Linked DNA regions of Homo sapiens: region 1 is linked to region 2. A link is an interaction called in ENCODE POLR2A ChIA-PET data of the cell type or tissue named here. Cell type or tissue: MCF 10A. All regions are shown on one strand. Links, peaks and the distances in the headings refer to the core of each region. The heading gives the core; the rest is flanking DNA. Region 1 overlaps LOC105371901 (a long non-coding RNA gene). Region 2 holds the start of LACAT1 (lung adenocarcinoma-associated transcript 1).

Region 1 (12,004 bases), core at 2,675-10,674, 130 kb before region 2:
TTTGAGACCAGCTTGGGTAACATAGTGAAACCCTGTCTCTACTAAAAATACAAAAATTAGCCGAGTGTGGGCATGCGCCTCTAATCTCAGCTACTTGGGAGGCTGAGACACGAGAACTGCTTGAATCTGGGGGGCAGAGGTTGCAGTGAGCCGAGATTGCGCCACTGCACTCCAGCCTGGGTGACAGAGTGAGACTCCATCCCAAAAAAAAAAAAAAAAAATACAGCCTGGACAATCACTGGGTCACCTGTCCTTAGGGATTACGGGCGAATTCCAGACTCTGTCCTACCCAGGAAGGAATACCTTTCAGGGGTTGGAAGGATGTTTCAAATCACACCTGGTCCTCATTGGCGTTAAATTAAACAAAGTTAGATGGAGGAGCACCATCAAGGAGCCGGTATCCCTGTGAAAGAGCAGACGTGGCTGTTGTCAAGGAGGTAATAAGCTCTCTGGCAGGATGAGAAGCAGTATTTATTTTATCCACCTACAGGATCAAAGAGTATGTATTTGATGAAATAATTTATGCTGAGTGAATGTGAAATATCATCTCTAATTGCAGGCAATTAATATTTTCACTGATAAGGAGAGGGCCCCAGGCTGGCTTGCCTCAAACGGCCCTTACACTCCAGCAGTTCATACTTCTATTATGTACATAATCCCTGGATTACATAAACCCACCTGCACTTAAACCTACCAGCTCCACCCACCCTTGCCAAAGCTGTCACTATGAGAAGAATTAGAACCTTCGCAAATACATTCTGAACCAATGCCACAGAAAAGGCAGCAGCTTGGAATGTCAGGAACAACTTCGGGAATCTGACCTTTGGGACATTCCCCAGGCTGCCCTGACCCTCAGTCTGGATTTGCCCTAAGAATACTTTCCCGTATTGCACTGAAAACATTTTCAGCTCATTTGTTATACTGCCTGAGAGCCCATCGACTGGAGATTAGACTGACAAACATCGTCTTAAAAATGTGAATCATGGCCAGGTGTGGTGGTGCACGCCTGTAAATCCCAGCACTTTGGGAGGCTGAGGTGAGCAGATCCCTTGAGCTCGGGAGTTCAAGACCAGCCTGAGCAACATAGTGAGACATCCTATCTTTAGAAATAAAAAATAAATTTAAAAAAAGTGAATCATGAAGTGCCCATTAGACATGTACATCTAGGCATGAAGCGTTCTAACCGCCTTGTTTTGCCACTCACGTAGGAGCTCAGCTAGGGATTTCCTGGAGCATGTCACAACCACAGTGCCATCACAGAGGGACGAGGACAGAGGTCTAGAACGTCGCTGTGTGTCTGCGTGTTCTACTCCCCAACTAGGGAATGCATCCACAACCTGAGGCTGCCCCGGAGTTTCTGATCCTTCTCTCCACATTCTTTTTTTTTTTTTTAATGAAGTCTTGCTCTGTCGCCCAGGCTGGAGTGCGGTGGCACGATCTCGGCTCACTGTAACCTCTGCCTCCCAGGTTCAAGCGATTCTCCTGCTTCAGCCTCCCAAGTAGCTGGGATTACAGGTGCGTGCCACCACGCCCAGCTAATTTTTGTATTTTGAGTAGAGGTGGGGTTTCACCCTGTTGTCCAGGCTGGTCTCAAGCTCCTGACCTCAGGTGATCCACCGGTCTCGGCCTCCCAAAGTGTTAGGATTACAGGCGTGAGCCACTGCGACCGGCCCCTTCTCTCCATATTCTGATTGTAAGCATCACCTTTCCAACACAGAAATGTCAGCCCTGCTGGGGCTCCGATGTGTGACTGAGATTCAGCTAATTGCATGTCCCCACAGGAGACTTGGACTCGGAACTCACTTAGGTGAGAGAGAGGCAGGGAACAGAGCATCGTTTTGTTATCGTGGGTTGTGGCAGAGGGAGCTTGGCTCTGGAGGCAGGAACCAAGGCAGCAACATCCTGACTTGGCAGCTGCCTAATCCGGGTGAGGTGGCAGCTCCATCGGTGAGATGGTTCTTCAGTGTGATCCTGAGAGTTGGTTGTCCCTGGAAGCCTGCCTAGTGCCTGTATTGCTGGCCCTCCTGCCAGTTACATGAGCTCTCTCTATCTCTTCCTAAAGCCCTTCTGGCTTGAATTGGCTAGGCTGGATCCTGTTGTCTGCAGCTAAGAACATCCTGGCTACTGCCGACAAAGCAAAGACAACAGCGGGCAGGGAAAAGAGATGTGGAGAAGTGGTAGGAGAGGCAGAAAGAGATTCGGGAAGTTGGCAAATATTTTGAATAATGGCCACTATTTATTGAGGCCATATCATGTGCACTATCTTTTTTTTGAGACAGAGTCTTCCTCTGTCACCCAGGCTGGAGTGCAGTGGCACTATCTCGGCTCACTGTAACCTCTGCCTCCCAGGTTCAAGCGATTCTCCTGCCTCAGCCTCCCAAGTAGCTGGGATTACAGGCACGTGCCACCATGCCCGGCTAATTTTTGTATTTTCAGTAGAGACAGGGTTTCACCATGTTGGCCAGGATGATCTCAATCTCCTGACCTCGTGATCCACCCACCTCGGCCTCCCAAAGTGCTGGGATTACAGGCGTGAGCCACCGCACCCGGCCCATGTGCACTATCTTTAACCCTCACCACTCTGTTAGGCATTATTCCCATTTTACAGATGAGGAAACGGGCTCAGAATGGTTAAGGAGCCTGCCCAATGCCACACAGCCTTTAACGGTGAATCAGGAGCTGGGACTCCAATCCTTTGTGCTCAAAGCCTAGGCTCTCCCTAGTTTGTTACTTTGTCCAGGCCAACGCTGCCTGCAGAAAAGAGTGGACCCTCCTTTCCCCATTCTTTCTGCTCCTCTTGTCTTCCAACTCTCAGGGCCCAGACATTCAGCTAAGCCTGAGGAACACCACAGTTTGCTCATCTGGGCTTAAAAGGCTGTGTAAACATGCATTAGTCAGCAGCAGCCCACACACTGGAAAACATTGATATACTGGGGCAAACATTCCCAGAATAGATGACAAACTACCGAGTCCACCACTCAGGGGATGGGATTCCAGGAGCTATTTGCTTTCTGCCTTCAACAATTGTGCTATTTGAATTTTTTACACACAGTAGGTGGATTGCTTCTGTTATCACATCATATATTGCAATTAGTGACACCAAATCAGTTGTTTAAGAGAGAAGGGCAGGCAAGAAAACATAAATTGTGATTATCATTGGATAGTGAGATTATCATTAATTTTTATTTTCTTCTTCATCTTCTTTTTTTTTTTTTTGAGACAGCGTCTCACTCTGTCACCCAGGCTCAGTGCAGTGGCACAATCTTGGCTCACTGTAGCCTCAACTTTCCGAGCTCAAGTGATCCTCCTGCCTCAGCCTCCTGAGTAGCTGGGACTACAGGTGTACACCACCACATCCAGCTACTTTTTTTATTTTTTGTAAAAACAGGATCTCACTCTGTTGCCCAGGCTGGTCTTGAACTCTTGGGTAACATAGGAGCAATCTTCCTGCCTTTGCCTCCCAAAGTGTTGGGATTACAGGCATGAAGCACCATCCCCACCCTATTTTCTTCCTTTGGCATTTCTGCATTAGACATATTTCTAAGATGACCGTGTGCTCTCGTTGCTTGTAGCTGCCACGAACAGATAACCCTGACTCACCCTGGGTTGTGCCATGAGGACACTGATAAGAACACACAACTGCAAGGCAGAAGGAGGGCCTGGGCCTGGCCAGAGCAGCAACGCCACCCAAGGCCACCCAAGGCAGAGATGCTCTTTCTGCCTCTCCTCTCTGCAGTCCCCGTGTCTCCTCCATCACAGGTTGCATCCCCTCATGGGTACCGCATGTCTGCAGCAGCCTGAGAATCACACAGCATCCAGACAGAGAATCACACAGCATCCAGACAGAGAATCACACAGCATCCAGACAGAGAATCACACAGCATCCAGACACAGAAACAGGGGCTTTCTTTTCTGGTGTCTCCTTTTTTGTTGTTTTGTTTTTTTGTTTTTGTTTTTTTTTTTTGAGATGGAGTCTCACTCTATTGCCATGCTGGAGTGCAGTGGCACGATCTCGGCTCACTGAAACCTCCGCCTCCCTGCTTCAAGCGATCCTTCTGCCTCAGCCTCCCGAGTAGCTGGGACTACAGGTGCTCGCCACCATGCCCAGCTAATTTTTTGTATTTTTAGTAGAGATGGGGATTCACCATGTTGGCCAGGATGGTCTTGATCTCTTGACCTCATGATCCACCTGCCTCGGCCTCCCAAAGTGCTGGGATTACAGGCATGAGCCACTGTGCCCAGCTGGTGTCTCCTTTTTAAGACTGTGGGAACCCTTCCAGAACCCCCTGAAGTGGGTCCCAGGCCCACTCTTTTTTTTTTTTTTTGAGACAGAGCATCACTGTGTTGCCCAGGCTGGAGTGCGGTGGCGAGATCTTGGCTCGCTGCAACCTCCGCCTTCTGGGTTCAAGCGATTCTCCCACCTCAGCCTCCTACGTAGCTGGGACCACAGGCACACATCACCAAATCTGGCTATTTTCTTTGTTTTTTTTTTGTAGAGACAGAGGTCTCACCATGTTGCCCAGGTCTCGAACTCCTGGGCTCAAGCGATCTGCCCACCTTGGCCTCCCAAAGTGTTGGGATTACAGGCGAGAGCCACCACACCCAGCCACCCAGGCCCACTCTTAAGTCAGTCCCTGGCAGGGGGGATGTGTTAGAATCAGGTCCACCTGCTGGCCAGGCAGGGGCCAGCTTCCCCGGCTTGTGGAGTGGGGTGGACACCTGGACAAAGTTGGGGCCTTGGGAAGGAAGATGTAGCGAAACGGATGCCATGTAGACGGTCTGTGTGTCCTCTATGGCAGATTATTTTATAATTTTAAAATTTTCATTGATATAAAAACATTTAAAAAATTATGCTTGCTGTGTTTCGAAGCCCTGTTGAGGACTTTGGCAGGAGCCACGTCGATGGGTTCCTCTATGAAAGCTTCTGCTCCTTGTGGACGATAATCTCAGCCTGCACACAAATAAAAACCATGTCTTGGCCAGGGGTGGTGGCTCACACCTATTATCCTAACACTTTGGGAGGCCAAGGCAGGTGGATCACTTGAGCCCAGGAGTTCGAGACCAGCCTTGGCAACATGGCAAGACACTGTCTCTACAAAAAATATGAAAAGTAGCCAGGCGTGGTGGCGTGCGCCTATAGTCTCAGCTACTTGGGGGGCTGAGGGGGGAGGATCATTTGCGCCCAGGAGGTCGCGTCTGCAGTGAGCTGTGATCATGCCACTGCATTCCAGCCAGGGTGACAAAGCAAGATTCCGTCTCAAAACAAAAACAAAAACCGGAAACCACGTCTTGTTTCTGCTTCAGGATATTGTTCTCTGGGAACGTCAGGAACCAAACAGGTCCCACAAGCCCCACACTTCCTTAGCTGTGTATCACTGGGTCACGGGAGGTAGGCTGCTGAACTGGGGCCCCTGTCTTGGCTAATAACATCCCTTTTTTCAGCTGTGGTGGTTCAAAATTACGTTTTGTTCTTTGCTGTGAAAAGCGCTAAGCTTTTATCAGACATTATTTGATGTAGACCTAAATATTTAAAGGCTTGGCCAAGATAAATGAAATGATCTTAAAGGTGACTCACATTCCAGCATTGCAAAGTTGAGGGTTGGAGTGAGTGAGGCCATTGGAGGCAGCTCAGGTTTACTGAGTCCATATATTTTCTCAGTGTTCCTTTCAGCAGGTTGGAACTGGCTGCAGGAGAAATCACTGATCCCTTTCAGCATGTCGTACAGTCGCTTAACTGTTTAAAGCAAGTGACACAGAAATTAAGGTGGGGGATCTGATGTCTTCCATCAGAGAATAAGCTTTATCTTATATTGAGATCCAAATTGCCCTAGCAGCCTTGGCTGCTAGAACATAAGAATAAGTGGATTTACTATTATTATTATTATTATTATTATTTTTATTATTATTATATATTTTTTGAGGTAGAGTCTCGCTTTGTTGCTCAGGCTGGAGTGCAGTGGCACAATCTTGGCTCACTGCAACCTCTGCCTCCCGGGTTCAAGCGATTCTCCTGCCTCAGCCTCCCAAGCAGCTGGGACTACAGGCGCCCGCCCGGCTAATTTTTCTATTTTTAGTAGAGACTGGGTTTTGCCATGTTGGCCAGGCCGGTCTCGAACTCCTGACCTCAAATGATCTGCCCGCCTCGGCCTCCCAAAGTGCTGGGATTACAGGCATGAGCCACCTTGCCCGGACAGAATAAGTGGATTTAAAGAAAGAAAAGAAAAAGAAAAAAAAACTCTTCTTATTATTTTCACCAATGATGCACACCTTTTGATTCACTCAGCATTCTAAAATTTTAGCTTAGTCCTTAGATTCTGAAGTTGCAGGTTTTTTTTTTTTTCCTTTCCCCTATTATGTCATGCACATGACACTCAGGAGCTATGCTATAAATCACAGAACAATAAACGGATAGAGGAATAAATGGAACATTAAGAATCATCCAGGTTATTTGTACTTGCTATTTAAAGAATGCATGAGTCAAACCAATTCAACTGCTATACCGGGACCATATGGAAATATTTTGGAGCTGAATGTGTCCGTGGTTTGCCTGCTCAGTAGGATGTCCCAGGACACACAGGCACCTACCTCTGCTAGGCTTTCACTCGGGGCCTTCCTGTGCTGGAGGCCCCTGGCCATCCCACGTGCCTTATGTGCTTGCCACCAATAGGCTTTTCACCGTGACACCAGGATGTACAAATCTTGAAACTGGTGACCTGGAAGGAAGAACAAAAAGCCAAAGAACTGTGAGTTCAACAGAAGGAATGGGGCCGGGCGGGGTGGCTCACACCTGTAATCCCAACACTTTGGGAGGCCCAGGCAGGCAAATCACCAGAGGTCAGGAGTTTGAGACCATCCTGGCCAACATGGCAAAACCCCATCTCTACAAAAATATAAAAATTAGCTGTGTATGGTGGCGCATGCCTGTAATCCCAGCTACTTGGAAGGCTGAGGCAGGAGAATCGCTGGAACCCAGGAGGTAAAGGTTGCAGTGAGCTGAGATCGCACCACTGCACTCCATCCTGGGTGACAGAGCGAGACTCCGTCTCAAAAAAAAGAAGGAATGGGAGTGCGATAGGAAGAGCTCTGTGAACACTGGAGTCAGACTGTTGGGTTTGGATTCTCTGCTCTGAAAGTCACTTATCCTCTCTGTATCTTGGTGTCCCCATCTGCGAAATGGGCTGTGATGAAGATCATCGTGATGCTTGTGAAGTGCCTAGCACAGGGCCTGGGCCTGATACAACTGGTAGAAAATAGAGGGAACTGTGTTCGTTCTTCAAGGAAACTGTAACTGAATTCAATAGGGTGCTGAATTTAGGCATCACATGGGGAGGCAGGAACCATGAACTGGCTCCTAAGTTCTGAATGATCGGTAGGGGTTAAACACGCAGAACTCTTTGTGCCTCGGTCTCCCTGATATGGAATAATAAACTCAGGTTGCCAGAATCATAGCGGTTCCTTGCATGCTCCTGGAATTGCTAAGAGGCTGGTTCCCAGAGAAGCCCTCTGTGTGCCCGAGTGTGCCATGTGAGCCAGGTCAAGCTCTTCTCCAGGTGCACGGGAACCTTGGAACAAGGCCAGCCCTGCCAAGGACAGCAACATCCTTTGTTCTCTGGCTTTCTCAAAGCCCAGAGTCTACAACGTGATGAGCAAGCCAGCCTTGCCCTTCCCTTGGCATTATTTGCTTTGTGGGCAATGGTGATGGGTGGGTCAGGCAGGAGTGGGCACCCTCGGGGTCCAGGAGGCTGACTCTGTGGGGTGCAGGCACCTTTTTCACTGCTCTGGGCTTGACGAGGCTGATACCACTGCCGGGAGAGTGAGCAGGGGCGCCTCCCTTCCCTCCAACAGGGATTTCTTTTTTTTCTCTCTCTCTTTTTTTTAATTTTTATTTATTTTTTTTCTTTTTCTCTTTATTTCTTCTTTTAAAAAAAAGGGATACATGTGCAGAATGTGCAGGTTTGTTATATAGGGGTACACGTGCCATAGTGGTTTGCTGCACCTACTGACACGTCCTCTTAAGTTCCCTCCCCTCACCCCTCACCCCCAACCAACAGACCCCAGTGTGTGATGGTCCCCTCTCTGTGTCCATGTGTTCTCATTGTTCAACTCCCACTTATGAGTGAGAACATGCGGTGTATGGTTTTCTGTTCCTGGGTTAGTTTTCTGAGGATGATGGCTTCCAGCTTCATCCATGTCCCTGCAAAGGACATGAACTCATTCCTTTTTATGGTTTCAAGGGGTCTGTTTTCTTTTCTTTTCTTTTTTTGAGATGGAGTCTCGCCCTGTCACCCAGGCTGGAGTGCAGTGGCGCGATCTCAGCTCACTGCAACCTCGGCCCCTTGGGTTCAAGCAATTCTCCTGCCTCAGCTTCCCAAGTAGCCAGGATTATAAGCACCCACCACCACGCCTGGCTAATTTTTGTATTTTTAGTAGAAATGGGGTTTCACCATGTTGGCCAGGCTGGTCTCGAACTTCCGACCACAGGTAATCCACCTGCCTCAGCCTCCCAAAGTGCTGGGATTACAGGCGTAAGCCACCACGCCTGGCCAAGGGGTTTTTTTTCTAACCAGCTGTAGAGGGTTGAATGTGGGTCCCCAAAAGATGTGTCCAAGTCCTAACCCCTGGTACCTGTGAAGGCGATTTCATTTGTAAAACAGTGTCTTTGCAGATGTCAGTAAGTTAAGGAACTTGAGATGAGATCATCGTGGATTTAGGGTCTACGATGATCTCATTTTGGTGGCTTTATAAGAGAAAGGAGAGAGATTTGAGACACACAAGGGAGAAGGTGGAAGTGGAGACTAGCGAGAGGTGGCCGCAAGCCAAGGAACACCCAGGGCAACCAGCAGCCGGAAGAAGCCAGAACAGACCTTCCCAGAGCTGCAGGAGGGAGCACAGCTCTGCCGACACTTTGATTTCACCTCCAGAGCTTACGGCCTCCAGAACAGTGAGAGAATGAGTTTCTGTTGCCCTCAGCCACCAGTTCGTGGTAATTTCTTGGAACAGTGCGTCAACCATGGGTGCTTCCTGAGCCTTGTGTGGTGAAAAGTTCAGAGCCGTACCTTGTATACCCGGGGGTATGGAGGAAGGTCACACAGGCTCTTGGTTTTGCGTCAGCGTGGTTGTTCCTTCCTGGGGCACACCAGTTCTCCCCGCTAATGTCTAGTAGGCAGCTGGGGGTCACCTCTTAGCACCAGCACGGCGCCTGACCAGAGGCCACAGGGGTGGGCGGGGGTGCAGAGCTGGCAGATGCAGTGCCTTTTAGGACAAGTTATGCATTCACACTTGAGCATTTTATTTTATTTTATTTTATTTTATTTTATTTTATTTTATTTTATTTTATTTTATTTTATTTTATTATGTTTTTTTTTTTTTTCTGAGACATAGTCTCGTTCTGTCGCCCAGTCTGGAGTGCAGTGGCACTGTCTTGGCTCACTGCAACCTCTGCTTCTCGGGTTCAAGTGATTCTCCTGCCTCAGCCTCCTGAGTAGCTGGGATTACAGGCACATGCCACCAGGCCTGGCTAATTTTTGTATTTTTAGTAGAGATGGGGTTTCATTGGCCAGGCTGGTCTTGAACTCATGACCTCAGGTGATCCACCTGCCTCGGCCTCCCAAAGTGCTGGGATTACAGATGTGATTCACCGCGCCTGGCCACGCTTGGGCATTTTAAAGTAGAGTGAGCTTTCTGAACGTGAAGGGGTGATAGAGACTGTTGTGCCCAACTAAGCCAGATGACCATCTCCCCATGCACCCCTAGCCCCTTGGAGTCCATTTAGCTTATGTAGCTCATAATTATAGACAATGGTTTGCCAAGAAATTCCTTTGTATTTTTTTCAGCCTGTCTGTGCCAAGAGCCGTACAAATGAGCATTGGTCTTTTAATCATATTTTCATGTTGGTCTTTTGAACAATTTTCATATTGTTTTTCTGTTGGGGGAAATTTAAGATGGGGAAGGATTTATCTAAATATAGACGATGTTGCTGGCAACCAACTAGAGCGGTAGGCGGGACGATAATAATAATCTATGTGTACAGAACATTCCGGAGGCAAAGCTGTAGGATGCCTGGCGGTGGGAAGCATTTACATAGAGTCTAACCATTTACAAAATGTTTTCATCAACATTTTCTTATCCAAGCTTAACAACCCAGTGAGATTTTCTGACACCAAATTCCATCAGCATCCAATTAGTATTTTTGTTTTTTTTTCCTTTGGAGGAGGAAAACCCTAAAAGCTGCTTTAGGCTACTGAGGTGGCTCAATCAGACCCACAGGTCCTGCCAACGTGGGGAAGGGTGAGAGATGGAATTTTCACTGCAGTGTGAAGTGAGCACATGTGTGATTCTCAGCTGGAGGTCACACTGTGTATATAGAACCTTCCCGGGCAGGGCTGTAGGGTGCCTGGTTATGGGATGCATCCCAAATAAGGTATTGAACTGAAACCCTCTGAGTTCGAATCTCCTGGTGAAACAGGAGATTTGGGGGTCTGAATGATCTTCTCTTTCACCCACATCAAGGAGGACGTGGGAGAGCTCTGGCCTCTGATGACCCCTGTGTGTCTTCAGTTCTGCCCGCAGAGCTGAAGGTGGAGGAGGGTTTTCTTTTCCATGGTTAGCCTTGAGACTATTGCTTTAACTAAATGGATTGAGGCTGCTTGACTGTTTATTCTTCACCCAGTCGCGCCTTGTGATGTGGCCTCTGGTCTATACCCTGTTAGCGCGACATTCCTTCCTGGGGGTTAATTAAAAGCAGCAAGTCGAGCCTCCCTCCAGCTGTTTATGACCCGCAGCTGCACAGCCAGGGGATTCATTGCTGGACTTGCCAACCTAAGTCCTGATCCAGCAAAGGAAAGGGAGTGCCAAGCAGCTGCATCAGTCGGTGAAGTGAGGACTATATTTTGTGAAACAAACAAGCCAAAAAGAAATATGATTGGGTAGGCTATTTTTATTTCTCTGAGTGGGAAGCTGAAAGGCTTGGTGGCGCTCCTTTGTCACCCTAAATCTCATCAGATGCAGGCTGTGCTTTCTGCTACAGAAACTCACCACCTAAGCCAGGCCGCTTCCCTGGACTTGATGTCCTCGCCTGGTGACACGAGGTACAGTGCTGTCTAAAGGTGCCAGTGTGGGGTGGAGGGGTGGTGAAAGCATCAGCCCCAAGGATGCTTCAGCTCAGTCCATGTGGTGGGGGGATGTGTTTTTTATTTATTTAATTAATTAATTTTTATTTATTTATTTATTTGAGACAGCGTTTCGCTCTGTCACCCAGGCTGGAGTGCAGTGGCGCTGTCTCGGCTCACTGCAACCTCCACCTCCTGAGTTCAAGTGATTCTCATGCCTCAGCCTCCCGAGTATCTGGGATTACAAGTGCGCTACCACACTCAGCTAATTTTTTTGTATTTTTTAGTAGTGACGGGGTTTCACTTCACCATGTTGGCCAAGCTGTTCTCGAACTCCTGGCCTCAAGTGATTCACCTGCCTCGACCTCCCAAAGTGCTGGGATGACAGGCGTGAGCCACTGAGCCCAGCCTATTTATTTATTTTTGAGACAGGTTCTCGTTCTGTCACCCAGGCTGAAGTACAGTAGCATGATCACGGCTCACTGCAACCTCCCTCTCCCGGGGTCAAGTGAGCCTCCCAAGCAGCTGGGAATGCAGGCACATGCCATCATGCCCAGCTAATTTTTGTATTTTTGTAAAGACAGGGTCTTGCCATGTTGTCCAAGCTGGTCTTGAATTCCTGGGCTCAAGGGATCCGCCCGCCTCGACTTCCCAAAGTGCTGGGTTTACAGACTGCCTAGCCTGAGATGTGTGAAATGCACTCAGAATAAAGGCCTCATCAAAAGTTCATTTAGTTCAACCCAACAGATATTTAATAGGGTTCTAGAAAATGCCAGGTGCTATTAAAATAGGAGAAAATTAGTGACGATGGTACCCAAGCAACTTACAGTTCAACAGAAGACACAGATCCCATTCTTCTACGGACAGTCTAGTTTTAGCCAACATGCCTTATGATG
Region 2 (12,004 bases), core at 2,312-10,311:
CCTGGCCCCTGATGCGCCATCTCCCAGATGGAAATGCCATCATTGTATTTTTGCTCTGTCCCCACCAAAGGCAACACAAAGCATCTCCATCTGTTCCTTCATGTTCCCTACTCAGTGAATGACCGCTTATTTACCCACTGGCCCAGGCTCAGCTTGGATGTCCCCGGGCCGTCGTTTCCAGATCTCATCTTCAAATCCTGGCGATCTTCGCCCAGGAGCTGTGGACTCCTCTTCTCTGCCTGCCGCCCCTGCCCTGTCCAGCGTCCACCTCTCCCAAATGGCCCACTGGGTCCCTCCCTCCTGGCCCCCCTGCATCTAGGAGCAGCCCTCCTCCAACAGTTGGAAGGGTCTTCCCAAAACACAGATGAGACCTTGTCATCTTGAAACTCTTCATTGGCTCTGAATTGTCTTAGGATCAAGCCCAAACTCCTTCAGAGTCTGGGAAGGGGCCCCTCGTTCTGGGTCTGGCTCTGTCTCCCAGGGTCTCCCCCGCCTTGCCTGCTCTGTCTGGCCACACTGACAGTGCCCTGATGGGCCATGTCCTCTTCCCCTCAGCGCCTTTGCGTGTCCCAGCTTTCTGAGCCCAGACAGCCCTCTCCCCATTTTGGGGGGCCCACCTCACCTATCAGGGTGCAGCTTCTCCTCTGAGAAGACTTCTTTGCTCCCCAAGCCTGGATTTGATGCCATCTGCCTGTATTGACCTGGCTAAGCCAACACCCTAGCCCTAGGCTACCCTCAACCAACACCCCTGACCACACTGTGTGTGAATTACACCCCTGACCACACTGTGTGTGAATTACACCCCTGACCACACTGTGTGTGAATTACACCCCTGACCACACTGTGTATGAATTACACCCCTGACCACACTGTGTGTGAATTACACCCCTGACCACACTGTGTGTGAATTCCTCCTTTCCTTGTTTCTGTGCCCATTCAAGCTGTAAGCCCCTTTGGAAGAGACTGGGCCTTCACAATTATCATCTCAGCACCAAGCACAGAACCCACCTCAATAAATGGTTAATTTGAGACTTCTGTCTCTCTCTTTTTTTTTTTTTTTGAGACAGAGTTTCGCTCTTATCCCGCAGGCTGGAGTGCAATGGTACGGATCTCGGCTCACTGCAACCTCTGCCTCCCAGGTTCAAGCGATTCTTCTGCCTCAGCCCCCCAAGTAGCTGGGATTACAGGCATGCACCACCACGCCTGCCTAATTTTTTTTTTCTTTTTTGAGATGGACCTGACTCTGTCACCCAGGCTGGAGTGCAGCGGCGCAATCCTGGCTCACTGCAACCTCCACCTCCCGGGTTCAAGTGATTCTCCTGCCTCAGCCTCCCAAGTAGCTGGGATTACAGGCGCCCGCCACCACACCCAGCTAATTTTTGTATTTTTAGTAGAGATGGGGTTTCACCATGTTGGTCAGGCTGGTCTCAAACTCCTGACCTCACGTGATCCACCCGCCTCAGCCTTCCAAAGTGCTGGAATTACAGGCGTGAGCCACCACGCCCAGACGAGACTGCTCTCTTTTAATTTATATTTATTTATTTATTATTTTTAGAGTCAGGGCCTCACCACATTGCTCCGGCTGGAGTATGGTGGCTACTTACAGGTGCCAGCACAGCATACGGCAACCTCAAATGACTGGTCTCAAGCGATCCTACTGCCTCAGCCTCTCAAGTAGCTGAAACTAGAGATATCTTTATTCTTAATGTAAGTATTTAGTGCTATAAGTATCCCTCTCGGCTGGGCACAGTGGTTCACACAGGTAATCCCAGTACTTTAGGAGGCTGAAGCGGGAAGATCACTTGAGGCCAGGAGTTCAAGACTGAGCAACCTCAAAACCCTGTTTCTAGCAAAAAAAGAAAAAAAGCAAGCTAGGTGTGGGGGGCATGTTCCTGTAGTCCCAGTTCATCAGGAGGCTGAGGTGGGAGGATTGCTTGAGCCTGAGGAGTCGAGGCTGCAGTGGGCTGTGATCACACCACTACACTCCAGCCTGGGCAACAGAGCAAGACTCTGTCTCAAAAAAATAATAAAAAATAAAAATAAGAAAATTTCTTTCTCAGCATTGCCTCAGATGCATCCCACATATTTTGGTATGCTGTCCTTTAATTCTCATTCAGTTTTATAGATTTCTTAATTTTCTTTGAGACTTCCTCATTGACGTGGATATTTAGAGGTGTACTGTTCAATTTCCAAGTGTTTAGAGATTTTCCTGTAGTCTTTCTGTTACTGATTTTTTTTTTTTTTTTTTGAAACAGAGTCTCACTCTGTCACCCAGGCTGAAGTGCAGTGGCACCATCACAGCTCAACCCCACCCCCCATCAGCAGTCTTGGCCCCACAATCCCTAGGCTCAAGCAATTCTCGTGCTTCAGCCTCCCAAGTAGTTGGGACTACAGGCATGTGCCACCACACCCGGCTATTTTTTGTAACTTTAGTAGAGTCGGGGTTTCACCATGTTGGCCAGGCTGGTCTCAAACTCCTGACCTCAAGTCATCCACATCACTTCTGGCCTCCGTAGTTTCAGATGAGATAATTTGAACTGGTGTCCCTATAGGTAATGTGTTGTTTCTCTGGCTGTTCTGAGGAGATTTTTTGTCTTTAGTTTTCAGAAGTTTAATGATGATATCTCAGTGTAGATTTCTTTGGCTTCTTCTGTTTGAAGTTCAGTTTCCTGAATCTGTAAGCTTATGTCTTTTACCAGATTTGGAAAGTTTTCAGCCATTATTTCTTCAAATACTCCTTCAGCCTCACTCTCTTCTCCTCCTTAGCCCCTATGATGTGAGTGTCAGATTTGTTTGTTATGGTCCCATTGGATGTGGACGTTCTGTTTATTTCTTATCCGTCTATTTTCTCCCTGTGGTTCAGACTGGGTACTTTGGATTGATCTGTCCCCAGATTCACTGATTCTGTCGTCTGTCATTTCCACTCTACAACTGAGCCCATCAGGGAGTTTTTAAAATTTCTGCAATGACATTTTTCAGTTCTGTAATTTCCATTTGGTTCTTTCTAAATACCCACTATTTCTTTGCTGAGAATTTCTATATTTTCATTTGTTTCAAGAGAATTTGCAATTGCTTGTTGAATTTTTTATTTTTATGTGTTTTTTTTGATGGTTGCTTTAAAATCCTGGTCACATGGCTGGGCGCAGTGGCTCATGCCTGTAATTCCAGCACTTTGGGAGGCCGAGGAGGGTGGATCACTTGAGGTCAGCAGTTCGAGGCCAGCCTGGCTAACATAGTGAAAGCCTGTCTTTATTAAAAATACAAAAATTAGCCGGGTATGATGGCACATGCCTGTAATCCCAGCTACTCAGGAGGCTGAGGCAGGAGAATCGCTTGAACTCAGGAAGCAGAGGTTGCAGTGAGCTGAGATCGCACCACTGCACTCCAGCCTGTGTGACAGAGTAAGACTGTCTCCAAAAAAAAAAAAAAAAGAGTAAAATCCTGGGCACGTAACTCCAACGTCTGATTCATCTCAGGGTTCAGTTGACGGTCTTCCCACTCACATTGTGATTTTCGTAGTTCTTGGTGGGATGAGTGAATTTCACCATATCCTGGACATTGTGGCTATTAGGTGAGGAGACTTCAGGTCCTGTTTGCATTTTTTACTTTGGTAGCAGCGGCCCTGCTTAGGTTTAGCACCCAGGTCTTGGGCTACTTTTGGGGGCTGTGGTTCCAATGAAAATCTGATTTGCAGAGCCTCTGCCGTGCTATAGAGGTCAGCTCGGCTTGTGTGGTGCTGCTTAAGGAGGCAGAAGGAGCTTTCCCAGGCTGGACATTCATTGCCTCCAGGTGGGAGAAGGGAGTCTCCCGCTCACAGGGACAGACAGGCCTTCTGCTTGTGGTGGGCTTTCTCCCTGCCATCAACGTCTCCCCCTCTCTCTGCTGTGCCATGATTTTGGGTGGGGGAGTGGAATTTCAGGTCCAGTGAGGAGGAAAGGGTTAACCCTGGCCAATAATTAGCAGGAGGGTGCTGGGCCAACCCCTTTGGTGGTTCTGCCTGGCTTGCTTGGTGGGTTTTTTGTTGTTCATTTTTTTTTTTTTTTTTTTGAGTTTGTCGCCCAGCCTGGAGTGCAATGGCGCAACCTTGGCTCATTGCAACCTCTGCCTCCCAGGTTCAAGCGATTCTCCTGCCTCAGCCTCCTGAGTAGCTGGGACCACAGGCACCCACCACCACGCCCGGCTAATTTTTGTATTTTTAGTAGAGGCGGGGTTTCACCATGTTGGCCAGGCTGGTCTCAAACTCCTGACTTCGGGTGATCCACCCGCCTCAGCCTCCCAAAGTGCTGGGATCACAGGTGTGAGCCACTGTGCCCAGCTTTTTTTTTTTTTTTTTTTACAGGTCTTACTCTGTTGCCCACGCTGGAGTACAGTGGTGCGATCATAACTCACTGCAGCCTTGATCTCCTGGGCTCAAGTGATCCTCCCACCTCAGCCTCCTGAGTAGCTGGGACTGTACGCAGCTGCCACTATGCCCGGCTAATTTTTAAGTTTTCTTTGTAGAGACAGGGTCTGCTGGGTTACCCAGGCTGGTATCAAATCCCTGGTCTCAAGAGATCCTCCTGTCTTGAAGCGCTGGGATTACAGCTGTGAGCAATCGGGCCCAGCCTTGCCTAGTGTGTTGGGGCGACTTGCCTTTAATCTAGGAGAGAAAGGAGCCTACTTGGCTGCCTTCTGTTGCTAGGTCGGGAGTTGGGAAATGCACGCCTGGGCGGGTCCTGTATTGGGTGGGGGTGAGGGGTGTCATAATGCCCTGTTGATAAATATTCCTGACCCAGCCTTGGGGTCCTTTACCAGCTCTCCTGCTCCTTCCACCTCAGGGCCCTCTTAGGGTTGCCTCTTACATTCTTTCCAGGGCTTAGCAGACAGGAACAGGGAGGGTCGGGTTTAGGCCATCTTACCCAGACCGGAAGTCTCTAAGTGTTTGATTGAGTGTTTGTTTGAAGAAAGTGATGAACCCAGGACCTCGAGCCAGGAAGATTTTTCCCGGTGAAAAGCAGAGGGATTGACTCACGCTCGGTTCTGAGTTCCAGGCCTGACTCCAGGGCTCACCAGCTTCTTCCACAACCCGCACAACTTGAACGCTTGGTAGCATCTCCACGCAGCAGTGGGCACCCTGGCTTCTGGAGGAGCCCAGGCTGCATTTACCCCTCCATGGTGCATCTCATAGGATCAACTGGACCCGCGAAAGGCACTGGCTGCGGAAAAGCAGCCAACTGCTCCCCAGCGAAGGGGATGGCCGGAAGCGAGGAGAGGGAGAAGCCCCAGCAGAGACCCCAGGAGGAAAAGACCCCACAACGGGGCCACTGGGAACCCATGATGTTGGTTACCAATGTGATTGGAGGTTCGGAACGACGGACGTGTGGCCCTGAAGTGGGAAACAGAAAAGCTGAAGGGCGAGACCTGGGAGGGAGCCCCCCACCCCCGCGGACTCCAGAGACCCAACCTTCCTTCCCTGCGCTCCGGCCGGACGTTCTCCCTGCCCCTGTGGCCGAGCCTGGTAAGTTCGCAGCAAACAGGAGTTTGGGGCTTTACAAGCCTCCAGAGGGGTCCATGGGCATTTGGGTAGATTGTTATACTGCCCCTGGCAGGAGGGCAAGGCCCTTCATGGGAGCCATAAGCTGGAGACCTAACAGAGCTCGCAGCTCGGCCACAGGGCTCTGTTCCAGGGGCATTGGCCACTGGCTTCCAGTACCTGTTCAGCCTCCCAGCTCCTTGTTGCCTGGAATCTCCACCACTGATCAGCGTGTAAACACCTATGTGGGGGACACGGGGGCAGGGGGGTCCAGGAAGGCAACTTTTGGGGGATAGGGTGGGAAGAAAGAGGGACCTCAGAGGCCAGTTCTTCCCCATCCTACTCTATTTCCTCCTGTAACCATGGGAAATGTCTTTCTGTGCCCGATCCTGTATGGGGTGCGGATGGGGCACACAGATGAATCAGACCCGGCCCCCTCTTTGTGCCAATTCATAAGCACTTCATCCACGGCTCAGCCCTGTGAAAGAGCTCCTCGGGCCCAGGAATGCAATACAGTGAGAACACTTTCCGGTCTTGCCTCCAGGTGACGATTCAGCACACAGGAAGGTGGCCCTGCCCAGGGCCAAGCTCTCTCTCAGTTGGCACCTGGCCAGGTGAGGGGGCTGCTCCCTGTCACAGAATAGGAAGCTGAGGCCCGTGGGGCCTCATAGGCACACAGCATGGGGCGGCAGACTGGGCCTCCTGACCGTCAGCGCTGTGAGGCCGATCTTCTTGCCCACTGCGGAGGCTCAGCCCCTCCCCTGCCCTCCAGGCCTGTCCTGCAACCACTCCACCTCTGCTGCTGGGGCCTGTGTGTGTCCCCCAGCTCCTCCTGCTGGGGCCTGTCTGTGGCTCCTGGAAGGTGTGACCCGGGTCACCTGTGGGCAGAGGCCTCACTCACACCCCCGGCCTCTCATGTTGCCATCCAGCTCTGTCCTGCTCTCCCTCCCCCAGTGGGGGTTTAAGCTCCTCGTGGGCTGCCTCCCCGACCCCGGCGCCCTCTGTCTCCACGGAAGCCTGTCATTTCCGAGGCCTGAGTCACCACTGGCTGGTTGCAGCCGGGTCAGCGTGCCACCCGGCACGAGGCACAGACATGAGCTACTGGGTCCTGCACCCTGTGGTTAGGAGCTCAGAGGCCTCTTTCTAGGGGACGTTGCCAGTGAATAAGTCTTTCAGGGCAGAGGCAGGGTGGAGAAGAACCACTCCTCTATTCCCTTACCCTCCCACACCAGGAATCGCTGGGCTCCCTGTGACCAGGGACTTTCCCAGATGCCTGGGATTTTGGATGAAGCTGGAAAGCAGAGAATGCCCATGTGCCTACTCAGTGCAGACAGGGTGCCCGACGTGCCTACTCAGTGCAGACACGGTGCCCGACGTGCCTACTCAGTGCAGACACGGTGCCCGACGTGCCTACTCAGTGCAGACAGGGTGCCCGACGTGCCTGCTCAGTGCAGACAGGGTGCCCGACGTGCCTGCTCAGTGCAGACAGGGTGCCCGACGTGCCTGCTCAGTGCAGACAGGGTGCCCGACGTGCCTGCTCAGTGCAGACAGGGTGCCCGACGTGTCTGCTCAGTGCAGACAGGGTGCCTGACGTGTCAATGTTGGACATCTCAAAAGGTGGCATACGGTCCCAGCAGAGAGCTGCAGTGGGGTTACGGGCACAGACCGGGAAGCATGCTGCTGCCAGGAACTGAATTTGGGCTCCCCTGCAGAGAAGCTGTGAGACCTCAAGCAGGGGACTTAAGCTCTCTGTGCTTCTGTTTCCTCATCTGTGAAATGGGTGCTAGAGGAACTGTGATGAGGTGTCAGTGAATCTGCAGCATAAAGCCCAGAGCCAAAGCCACTTGCAAACGAGGGCTCATATCAGAGGGGCTTGCTGGAGGCAAGTTTTGAGGAATAGAGATGGGACTGTGAAGGGACTCAAGCCAGGATAGGGGGCCCCCCGAGCACCCCTGGCAAAGGAGCCTCTGCTGGTGGTTTTCTGAACTCGAGTCCTGGCCCCAGGCAGAAGTGGGGAGCTTTCTTGGGAGGGCTTGGCCACCTCGGCTGGGGCTGGGTGCAGAGAGGCAGCAGCCCTGCCCCTGGAGCCTTCTGAAGGGTGGCTGGAGCTGCCTGGGCAGGTCACCCTCCACATTTCCAGCGTTTCCCAGGGAAGGGTGCTCGAAGTTGCCATGCAACACCAGGAGGGTAGGTTCAGGTGGGAGGCTCATGAAGGGCTCGCTGCCTGGATGGCACTGAACCACAAGGACCAGCAGCTGGGGTGGGTGGGGCTGCCTGGGGGAGGGGTGCCCTGGAGGATGTCCTTTGCAGGGGATGGGAGAGAGGAGGCATGTATGAGGGTGGAGGGGAGCAAGGAGGTAGAAGGGCTGATCCCTACTACTGCCCCCTGCAGCTTGCCATCAGATGTGAGACGGAAGTTTTGACTTAGACTGGTTTGGTTATTTTAATATGGGACAGCAAGCCTGGATTGGCCAAGATGAGATGGTTCATTTGCTGAAGCTAGATGAACAGCTTTGGGAACTGCCTAAGTTGTTAACCAAAGTGATGAAGGAGGCCCATAGGGTATGAGGGAAGGCCAGAATGGAATCCATCCCCATCACCTCCTCCATCCCCATCACCTCCCCACTTCCTTCATCCCCATCACCTCCTCCATCCCCATTACTTCCTCCATCCTCACCTCCTTCATCCCCATCACTTCCTCCATCCTCATCACCTCCCCATCTCCTTCATCCCCATCACCTCCTCCATTCCCATCATCTCCTCCATTTTATCACCTCCCCCATCCCCATCACCTCCTCCATCCTCATCACCTCCTCCATTCCCATCATCGCCTTCATTCTATCACCTCCTCCATTCCCATCACCTCCCCACCTCCTTCATCTCCATCACCTCCTCCCCATCTCCATCACCTCCTGTCACCTCCTCCATCCCATCATCTCCCCACCTCCTCCATCCCCATCACCTCCATCCTCATCATCTCCTCCATTCCCATCACCTCCTCCATTCTATCACCTCCTCCACCTCCACATCCTGAGCCACTTCCCCTCAGCTTCATTTCCTGAAACAGCCCCTCCTCACCCTCTCCAGCTTCCTTTCCTTCACCTTACCATGCTCCTTTCTGGAAGGCACCACTCCAAACCGTCTCCTTGGAAAAGCAACTTCAGCCCCAGTGCCTGTCCCTGCTACACCCAACGTTCCTGTCTGGAAAAGAGTTGCTCTTTATTCAGCACGTGAGTTCCTGACCCCCAGATAAGGGCCAGTGCAGCCGGGGAGGGAAGCATTAGTGCTGCCGGGTGGAAGGTGGACGGCGCCTGGATCCAGACCCAGCAGTGCTCATGGGGCCAGGCCTGGTGCTCGTTCTTTCTCAGTCCTTAACGCCACCTTGCAAGGTGGGGATTGTCCTCCCATCTGGCCATGAAGAGCTGAAGCAGAGAGGTGCAGTCGCTCATCTGCGCTCACTGGTCAGTGGGTCGCTGCGTCCCCAGAGGCCCCTGGGCAGGGTGGGCGCTGCGTCCCCAGAGGCCCCTGGGCAGGGTGGACGCCTCTGCAGGTGCCCGCACAGGGGCTTTCTCCTTCACTTGGCCACACTCAGCCTTTGATCTGAAACAATGAAAGCCCCTGAGTCACTGGTCCTTCCCGAGCCCGTGTGTGGCCCACAGCAAGGAGCTGCCTGTCCCAAGTTCGGGGGGTTTCTTTGGCTTACGCGGATACTGTATGTGAGTGTTGGCAGAGCAGCGTGAGCCTCGGCCTGCAAACTCAGGACGGCACCAAGCCCCATCGCCTTGGTATCTTCCAGGTGGACCCTCAGCCTGCTGAGTGGACAGGAAACCATCTGTCATTTAGGGTTCCTGCTCCCAACTCCCCCCAACAGCTGTCACCACCACCGTGGTTGTGCAAAGGTCCCAGGCCTTTCAGAGTGGGCCCTGATCACTGTCCATCCTGGCCGGGTCTGCTGAAACAAACATGGTCACAATCTCGTGGTACTTTCTGCCTCGTGGCTCTGTGTCCACACTGGAGAGACTAGGACCCAATCCTGGGGCCCCTCCCACAGGCGCCATATGGCTATTCCCCTCAGAGACGCACCAGGCCAGCCCCACTGCCCTCAGGACCAACCTCCAACTTCTCCTCGGCTTGGGATCTCCGGTTTCTCTCTTTGTCAAGGCACCCTGATATGGTTCGGCTCTGTTCCCACCCAAATCTCATCTCGATTTGTATCCCCACGTGTCAAGGGAGGGACCTGTAATCCCCATGTGTCGAGGGAGGGAGGTGATTGGATTATGGGGGCGGTTCCCCCATGCTGTTCTCAGGACGGTGAGTGAGTGAGTTCTCACGACATCTGGTGGTTTTATAAGTGTTTGGCAAGTTCCTTCGCTCACTCTTCTCTCTCCTGCCACCTTGTGAAGGAGGTATTTGCTTCCCCTTCACCTTCCGCCATGACTGTAAGTTTCCTGAGGCCTTCCCAGCCATGCAAAACTGTGAGTCAATTAAACCTCTTTCCCGGCCGGGCGTGATGGCTCATGCCTGTAATCCCAGCACTTTGGGAGGCCGAGGCAGGTGGATCACTTGAGGTCAGGAGTTCGAGACCAGCCTGGCCAACATAGAAACCCCATCTCTACTAAAAATACAAAAAATTAGCTGAGTGTGGTGGCGGGCGCCTGTAATTCCAGCTACTCAGGAGGCTGAGGCAGGAGAATCACTGGAACCCAGAAGACGGAGGTTGCGGTGAGCCAAGATCATGCCATTGCACTCCAGCCTGGGCAACAAGAGGGAAACTCCATCTCAAAATAAATAAATAAATAAAAATAAAAACAAAAGACCCCTTTCCATTATAAATTACCCAGTCTCAGGGAATTTCTTTATAGCAGCATGAGAATGGACTAAGATACACCCCTCCTTCATCCGCCATGTGCAGCCGGCGAGCACAGCTCTTCTGAAGAGACAGGAGGTACCCACGTCTCACATCAGCTTCTGCCCTGTGCCCTGCACAAAATCCCTGACATCTTAGAATACGGCCTGGGAAAATATGGAGGGTATGAATAAATCAGAATCTTGAGAATCATCCCCGTGCAGGGGCCTTCTGCAGCCAGGTGGCCCCTGGGGGCTATGGGTGTCCCCTGGAGGGAGCAAGGGAATGGTCTGCCTTGGGGACAGTAAGGCAGTGCAGTTATGGGACTGCCAAGGTTGGTCTCTTCTAGGGCTCTTCGGCCTCTGGTGGGTTCCCGTGTTTGTAGGGGCTGCTCAGAGGGACCATAGCTGGGGTAGAGCGAGATGCCCCAGGAACAATGATCTCCAGCTGTCGCAGCTGTTAAATGGACATTTATGAAAACAAACCATCAGCGCCATCAGGAGCCAGGATTGTCCCTTCTTTCTATTCTGCAGGAGCGTGCATCACCTGTGAGCTTTGGATCACCGAGACTGTGGGTCCTGACCCATTATTCATGCATTTGTAGAATTTCCTGGGGGCCACAGAAACTGGCCTGAGGACCATACTTGCCAATCCTCAGTGCCCAGAGAACGAGGTGAACAAGTAATCCTGCTCCTTTTATCTTTTTGAGACGGAATCTCGCTCTATCACCCAGGCTGGAGTGTGGTAGCATGGTCTCACCACAACCTCCGCCTCCCAGGTTCAAGTGATTCTCCTGCCTCAGCCTCCCGAGTAGCTGGTACTACAGGCTCCCGCCACCACACCCAGCAAATTTTTGAATTTTTAGTAGAGATGGGGTTTCACCGTGTTGGCCAGGCTGGTCTGGAAGTCCTGACCTCAAGTAATCTGCCTGCCTCGGCCTCCCAAAGTGCTGGGATTACAGGTGTGAGCCACTGCACCCGGCCTGTTTCATCTATATTGTTCTTTACCACACTCTCGGTGACATCAGCCAACTAACTTATTCTCTCTTCAATGTATCCAGCCAACTACATTCTGTCTGTTGGCTTCTTAATTTCAATAATTACACCTTTTGCACACAGACCACAACAGGGTGAAAAATGTAATATATAAATACTAAAATGTAAAGCTTTTTTTTTTTTTTTTTTTTTGAGACAGGGTCTCACTCTGTCACCCAGGCTGAAGTGCAGTGGTACAATCATAGCTCACTACAACCTCAAACTTCTGGGATCCAATGATTCTCCTGCCTCAGCCTCCCAAGTAGCTGAGACTACAGGTATGCATCAACCACACCCAGCTAATTTTAAATTTTTTTTTGTAGAGATGAGGTCTCACTTTGTCACCCAGGCTGATCTCAAACTCCTGGGCTCAAGCAATCTGCCCACCTTGGCCTCCCAAAGTGCTGGGAATACAGGTGTAAGCCACCATGCCTGGCCCATGAAAAACATTTTTTAAAAAGAGAATATAAAAAAATTTTAGAAGGAAGAAAAAACTAAAATAAATAAAAATCATACCTTTAACTTCCAGGATTTCTCACTGATTATTTTTCGTGACCACCTGTTCTTATTTAAGCCAGTTTTTTTTGTTTTTTTTGTGTTTTTTTTTAGACA

Evidence for each region. ChIA-PET counts read pairs that join two places held together with the same protein. Peaks named below come from ENCODE experiments on the same cell type or tissue, not always from the same donor. Only the 100,000 strongest peaks of a DNase experiment are listed, where the experiment ranks them.
Region 1: POLR2A ChIA-PET joins it to region 2 with 10 read pairs; 9 of 35 experiments call an interaction of 5 or more read pairs at or near these places.

Annotation. Positions count from the first base shown.
Region 1 is chr17:77,119,105-77,131,108 of GRCh38, forward strand. LOC105371901 (a long non-coding RNA gene) reads right to left here. Exons shown (of 5, transcript XR_934988.3): 3 at 6,586-6,713; 4 at 5,576-5,734; 5 at 4,643-4,951. It also overlaps a transcript of SEC14L1 not described here. Among named protein-coding and RNA genes, the nearest start is that of SEC14L1, 16 kb to the right of the region's middle. RefSeq lists enhancers at 4,875-5,648, 8,636-8,685. In MCF 10A, for the core only: no CTCF peak of the experiment used is centred there; DNase peaks (open chromatin) are centred at 2,887, 6,497, 7,577, 8,937 and 2 weaker places.
Region 2 is chr17:77,249,025-77,261,028 of GRCh38, forward strand. It overlaps LACAT1 (lung adenocarcinoma-associated transcript 1), which reads left to right and starts at 4,790. Exons shown (of 3, transcript NR_188630.1): 1 at 4,790-5,497; 2 at 8,638-8,742; 3 at 9,309-10,321. RefSeq lists enhancers at 5,102-6,301, 8,549-9,206, 9,207-9,862. In MCF 10A, for the core only: no CTCF peak of the experiment used is centred there; DNase peaks (open chromatin) are centred at 6,137 and 6,617.